Regions from separate parts of the Homo sapiens genome. Here region 2 is linked to region 1. Evidence: chromatin contacts called from ENCODE Hi-C or POLR2A ChIA-PET data. All regions are on one chromosome and are shown on one strand. Each heading gives the region's core, a stretch centred on a gene start or an enhancer-like site at or near the end of the contact. The rest is flanking DNA. Distances are from core to core; before and after follow the strand shown.

What was found. Hi-C counts contacts between places; a loop is a spot of excess contacts on that map. ChIA-PET counts read pairs that join two places held with the same protein, here RNA polymerase II (POLR2A). Pooled maps may share reads with other maps.
Region 2: a pooled map shows a loop between it and region 1 (2.0-fold over the local background). The contact joins two enhancer-like sites. A Hi-C loop is called at or near these places in 8 of 37 single-sample maps with no recorded cell type and 10 of 50 pooled maps. POLR2A ChIA-PET finds 5 or more read pairs at or near these places in 8 of 52 experiments (IMR-90, OCI-LY7, Panc1 and 5 more).

The regions. Positions count from the first base shown.
Region 1 is chr10:21,571,242-21,574,680 of GRCh38, reverse strand. The region is part of intron 3 of MLLT10 (MLLT10 histone lysine methyltransferase DOT1L cofactor); the gene reads right to left. Among named protein-coding and RNA genes, the nearest start is that of MLLT10, 39 kb to the right of the region's middle. Within about 2 kb of position 1,885, at least 4 of the 41 ENCODE cell types and tissues checked have a DNase peak (open chromatin) inside an H3K27ac peak, as active enhancers do.
Region 2 is chr10:21,726,412-21,729,900 of GRCh38, reverse strand. MLLT10 (MLLT10 histone lysine methyltransferase DOT1L cofactor) reads right to left here. Exons shown (of 23, transcript NM_001195626.3): 16 at 1,973-2,045. It overlaps LOC107984214 (a long non-coding RNA gene), which reads left to right. Exons shown (of 2, transcript XR_001747388.2): 2 at 2,838-3,378. Among named protein-coding and RNA genes, the nearest start is that of MLLT10, 190 kb to the right of the region's middle. RefSeq lists an enhancer at 2,878-3,379. Within about 2 kb of position 2,025, at least 2 of the 41 ENCODE cell types and tissues checked have a DNase peak (open chromatin) inside an H3K27ac peak, as active enhancers do.

The DNA of each region.
Region 1 (3,439 bases), core at 636-3,135:
ACCACTAGTTCTGGGAATTGCCCACCCCTTTCCCAGAAAACTCATGAATAATCCACCCCTTGTTTAGCATACAATCAAGAAATACTCATAAAAATGGGAAACCAGCAGCCATGGCACTGCTCTCCCTATGGAGTAGCCATTCTTTTATTCCTTTACTTTCTTAATAAGTTACTTGCTTTCACTTTACTCTATGAATCCGCCTCAAATTTTTTCTTGCACAAGATCCAAGAACCCCTCTCTTGGGGTCTGGATTGGGACCCCCTTTCTGGTAACACTTTGGAAAAACCTAAAAAGTTGACAATCTGCAAGCTAAATTAATTTTTTTTTAAATAGGAAGAATACAAATTACCAATATCAAGAATAAAATGGGAATTACCTCTACAATCCCAAAGATATTAAGAAGGCCAAAGATTATTATTAATGACTTTATGCTAACCAATTCAACAGCTTAGATGAAAAGAAAAAATTATTTGAAAATGAAACTTATCAAAACTGATAAAACAGAAAATCTGAGAAGCATTTTAAGTTGAATTCATTATCAAAATCCTTCCCAAAAAGAAAACTCTAGACTCAGATTTTTTCACTGATAAGTTCCTTCAAACACTATAAATCAATCTCACACAAGTATTTCCAGAAAACAGAGAAGACAATGCTTCCCAAATCATTTTCTAAGTTTAGCATGAAGAATACCAATGAATATACCAAAAATACCAGCACTTGACAAAAAGCAACAAGATTACAACAAAATCCCTCCCATACAAAGTTGCAAAAATATTTACTATTAGCAATTTAAGTCCAACAATATATAAGAAGAATAGGCCAGTTGTGGTGGCTCACATGGATTACGAAAGTAATCCCAGCACTTTCGGAGGCCAAGGCGGGAGGATCACTTGAGGTCAGGAGACCTGCCTGGCCAACATGGTGAAACCCTGTCTCCACAAAAAAAATTAGCCGGGCATGGTGGCACGTGCCTGTAATCTCAGCTACTTGGGAGTCTGAGGCAGGAGAATCACTTGAACCCAGGAGGTGGAGGTTACACTGAGCAGAGATTGTGCCACTGTACCCATCACTAAAAAAAAAAAAAGAATAATACACCATGACACCAAATGGCATTTAGCGTAACATTTGAAAATAAAACAATGAAATTTACATTAATATCTTTAAAAACATAGCATTATCTCAATAGATACAGAAAAAGCTTTTGAGAAAACTCAATATCCATTCATGACACAAACCCTCAGGAAGCTACTCAGCTGTGTATTCTCCATGGCATGGCATGACTATTCCTCTTGGGGTCTGTGACTATAACAAACTATCTTTTCAATGGCAGTCATGCTGGGTTCTGTTGGCCTTGCCATATCTAAATAGTAATAAAAGCTATATTTGAAAGCAATCTGATAAACTTCATCAATAAAACCCCTACAGCTGACTTATAATTGATGGTGTAACACTGAATGCTCTCCTCTAAGAATGAAAACAAGATTAAGTCCATTCTGTAAGGGAAGAGAATAAAAGGAATTACAAATGGGAAAAAAGAGATAAAACAGTGTTTTATGACAATCATCTATTAGAAAAATCTAAGTAATCTACCTAAAAAACTAGTAGAATTAATATGACTTAAGTAAGGTTGTAAGAAACAGGTCAATATACAAAAATTCTATTTCCAACAAAAAATTAGAAATTTTTATAATACTTTATAATTGCTAAAAAATGTATTTAATATTTTAAAATAGCATCAAAAAAAAGACAAAATATTTAAAAATAATTTTAGGCCAGGCGTGGTGACTCATGCCTGTAATCCCAGCACTTTGGAAGGCCGAAACAGGCAGATCACTTGAGGTCAGGAGTTGACCAGCCTGGCCAACAATGGTGAAACCCTATCTCTACTAAAAACATAAAAATTAGCTGTGCTTAGTGGTACATGCCTGTAATCCCAGCTCCTTGGGAGGCTGAGGCAGGAGAATTGTCTGAACCCAGGAGATGGAGTGAGCAAAGATTGCACCACTGCACTCCAGCGAGGCAACAGAGTAAGACTCTGTCTCAAAAAAACAGGAAAAAAAAAAAGTAATTTTAAAACAGAAGACATGCAAGACCAAAGGCTAAAAGCAACAAACGACTGCTCAGACAAAGCAAAAAAGACCTAAATAAATGGAGAGATATACTATACTAATGATTAAGACTCAATCGTTGTTAAGATGTCAGTTCTCCTCAAACTGATCAACAGACTCAAGACAATTATAATCATGATCCCATCAGCCTTTCTTGGAGAAGACAGAAAAGAGATTATTAGAATTTATATGGAAATGTGAAGGACGGAGAATATGCAGAACTTCGAAAAAGAAGAAAAAGGTTTTAGGACTTGCAATTCTGACTTCAAGACAATATAAAGTTACAAAATTATCAGAATAACAGGGCTAGACAAACAGATTTTTGGAGCAGAATAAAGATTTCTGAAAGATATCCCACTTATGCAGCCATGTGATGTTCCCAAAGCAACCCAGTGAGAAAAAGAGACTGTTTTCAACAAATGGTGAAAAACAACTGGATAGCCATATGCAAAATACTCAAACCTACAAAAATAATTTCAGATGCATCACAGACCTAAATATAAATTAGCAAAAGCAAAACCTTTTAGAGGAAATAAAGGAAATTACCTTCATGACTTCGAGGTTAGGCAAAACTGTCTTAGCTCACAGTAAGCAATAACTACAAAAGAAAACACTGATAAATTAAACTTATCAGATATAAATATTTCTGCTCATCAAAAGGTACAGTTAAAATAAATAGTTAAACCATATAGACTTGGGGAAAGTATTTACAAAACATTTATCAGACACAGGATCAGTATTTAGGACATATAAACACCTTCTGCAACTCAAATAGATGAAAAAAGAAAACAAAGAATAGCAAAGGCTAAATGAACAAACTCATCACAAGAGAACACACGAATGGTCAACACACAAGCTAAAATGTGCTGAATATCATCAGTTATCATGAAAAAGTAAATTAAAACCACAATGATACCACTTCTGGTCAAGATGGAGTGAATAAAGGGGACCAGATATAGCCTCCTTGCACGAAATAATAAAAACCTAATAAAATGAATGAAACAACAGCACTGAAGATATTGGACAAGCAACAAAACACAGTCATCCCTGGAAGACAAAAAACAAATGGGCCGCACGTGTGCCCAGCTTACTGCCTTGAGAGAGTTTCCAGGTCGTGGAACAGGGAGGAGGAACCCAGGCAGAGCCTGTAGTCTCCCCAAGTTGAGGAAATGAAGCTGGAAGTCCAAGGAGGCCAAGGTGCCTAGAGCTCACAAGGGAGACCAGCACTGAGTAGAGAGCTGGAGAGAGAGAGAGAAATGAAGAGATCTACAAAGGCTCACCCTAGAACTTTTGGTTGAATGACAAATCAGCACTTGCAATGTAAAGGAGCT
Region 2 (3,489 bases), core at 776-3,275, 160 kb before region 1:
CAAACAGCACTTGTATTAAGATGAACATGTAATGTTCTCTACACTTTTTGGTTTAAATAAGTGTGGCCATTTCCGGTCTCCAGCTATCATTCTAACATAATACATTTAAAGAGCTTTAGAATTTCCAATGCGTTTGTATATATCTCATATGATCTCCACAACAACCTAGTGAGAAGTCAAAACCTGGTTTATTGGCTCCATTTTCAAATGAGGAAACAGGACGGAGTTTTAGTGACTTGTCCAAAGACACACTGCTGGTGAGGTGACAAGAGCTGGGCTATACAACTCAGGTCTTCTAACAACCCACTAGTGTTCTTGACACTGCCTTAATATGCGTCTCTGCAAAATTTTCGTAAGATGTTAAACAAATGGGGTTTTTATTCCATATGTAAACATTATGGGCCACATACAGTTGGCCATCCCTCTGCAAATAGTACACTATACCAGGATAATTTAGGCTGTTACATCTCAGGCTGATTTCTAAAGAGTAATATAAAGTTGGAAATAATATGCTAAAAATAATTTAGTACCATTTGTTAAGTCCCATTTAACTAATGAAAAGGAAAAACTATATTAAGCAAAATAGCACTTTCTTAATAATTCTCGGTAGCTTGTAATATTTTAAGTTTAAAAGGGCAACAGAGAAATGCTTCTTCCACTAAACACTGAGCAAACATTAACTTTCTTCTTTGAAAAGAAAAACAACATAGAATTAATCACAGCATAAAATCACAGACTAGTCAGATCATGTTATCATTGTTCTTCAGATTCCTGGTTTCCAAAGAATGGATATTTGATTTTCTGCAGAGTTCAATCAGGGAAAACAATACTACTTTTAGTTCACCCAGGAATTATACAGAAAAAAAGGCATCACTAGATGTACCATTAGAAAATGAAATTAGTGGTTACTGAACTAATCTTTAGGATAAAGAAGATGTTCCTTAACAGACATTCCCCAAATATATCAGCAATACTGTTATTCATGATCTGTCATCACATGAAAAAGTTCATTTTGGAAAAAAAAAAAAAAAAAATTGTAGACATGGAGTCTTGGCATGTTGCCCAGGCTGGTCTTGAACTCCAGGCCTCAAGCAATCCTCCAAACTTGGCCTCCCAAAGCGCTGGGATTATAGACATGAGCCACCACGCCTGACCAAAGTTTTCATTTTTAATCACGTTTCTCCCATTCTTGGAAGAAAGACCCTAGAATGGGCTTTTCTCTTACTCTCCATTGTCACCCAGTCTAACACCATGCTTGAGGGAGGGTTCCTAAATTAGAGAACATGGAGAAAACAAAGAGAACGCACAGAAGGGAAATAAAATTAATAAGGAGATAGCTATCACCAAAGTTCCATTCTCCCCTACAAGCAGACACAGTATCTCATACCACATTCTCCCCATTTAGAACAGAAGGAATATGCAGTTTGATAACCCCAAATATATTAATTAGATTTTAATAAATGGTACCTGAATACTGTCATAAAATGATTTCAAAAAACTTGTAATACATTTGCTATAACTGATTCAAACAATTTAAGAACTAGTAGGAGTTTAGTGATCTACCACACGACTTTACTGAATTAGGAACTAGAGACTAAGGGATTAAGTGCTACACAGAACAGAGCTAAAACTGGAACCCAAACTTGAAAGTCTTGGGTCTACAACTTTAAGAGATCTTAAAACTATTTTATGATCAAAAAGAATTACTCAAATCAGTATACAGGTAATAAATACAAGAGAGTTCGAACTGATTGGAAACCAAAGGAAAGGGATTTGTTTTACTTAGAAATCTAATGGTGTTTAAATTAATATTTAAATTAATTTAGAATCATTTTTCTTGTCTAGACATGCTTCTTATCTGTAGAATGCTTTTATAGCCTCACAAATGTACACTCTACTGATATGAGATAAGAAAGTTTCCAAATCTCAAACGTTTCCTTTGCCTATACTTTGCAGTGTAAATAGCGCTTACCGTGGCGAGAGACTTCCTCGGGGTGAGCTTCCTCTGCCAACTAGGTTGCGGCTATTGTCTCCAAGATCTTGATCTGTAGTGTAAATATTTCAGAGCTGATAAAGTGACTCTCACTAGATAAGAGGTTTTAAACTCTTGCCCTGATTTTTCCTAAAACATACATTAAACCTTTACCACTATCTTTGCAGTTCCCACGAAAATAGAAGATCTAGCATGTTGCTAGTTCAGAATTGCTGAACTGTGGCATGTAAGGCGTTGTCCCTACACGTTTTTGTGGGTGTAGAAGGCCATGGATTATGTTCTGTTCTTTCATTCCTTTCAATTTTACAGCACAGAAGCGTGGTTTGCATTTGCTGTACCCTCCCCTCAGCCACTTTTAATTTCTACGGTTAAAGTAATGAATCACAGCTGTGGACAGCTAATCTGTATGCTTATCACAGCAAATCCGTATGCTTTGTATTTTTTAACACTTTGCATCCCAAGACAAGCCATAAAACACATTTACATAGAGCTGCACACCAAGACTAAAATTATGGTGTTAGACACTAGAGCCTTACACCAAGAATAAAATTACATAAAACACTAAATTTCCAAATTGACAAAAACAAGTAGGAATACAGAATCCTGAATTTTAAAGAAAAAAATTAACTTTTCAAAATATTCCTTAGGTAATATCATATATCTCTGCTTGGAAAGTAACTTGTATTTCCCCTGCAGTTAGTTCCTTATAAAAATCACCTTATCTGGCCTCTTTCAAGGTTGTCCTCCCCTTATTCTGAGTCAGGTAACCTCTGACCCTTAAACGGTAAAGACAGACTGATCCATTCTTGGTGAACTGCTAAATCCATTCCCTTCCCCCAAACAGGCATGACTACTTGGACATGTCAACCAATCCTTAAGGATGCAATGAAACAAAGCAAATCCAGTGGCTCATTAAGACAGTACAAGAGACAAATGCGACAAAACGTCAACTGGTGAACATTCACAGGATTACTAAACACTGCAGAAATTCTCTAACAGGATTTTTTTAACCAAGTTTGTGTAATACAATTTCATGAATTATGCAAATAAAGGTTTAGGCTATTCACAGAAAAGCCCAGTGTTATGTTACTTTCATTGCATAGAACTGAGAACTGAACACATCAATCACAAAAGTCACAGGAGACACTGCTGCATTCCTGCTTGCTGATGGCTCTGTTGAAACATTTCCATTTCAGACAATAAAAAAAAAAAAAAAAAAAAAAAAAGGACATTGCTATTTTGCAGCACAGCATACTATTTACTTCCAACTGTGATTCTTTTTTATTGTAAATTGACAGTTTGTAATTATATAAATTTGGAGTACAAATTGATGTTATGATATATGAATGTAATGTGGAATAATAAAATCAAGCTAGTTAACATAACCAGCACCTGAAATATTTAACATTTTCCAACTGTGAATATTTTTTTAAAGTACAAATCCTCTACTAACCACATCCCTGCATGTTTTCAAATAAAATGAACCAAAAGGGGAA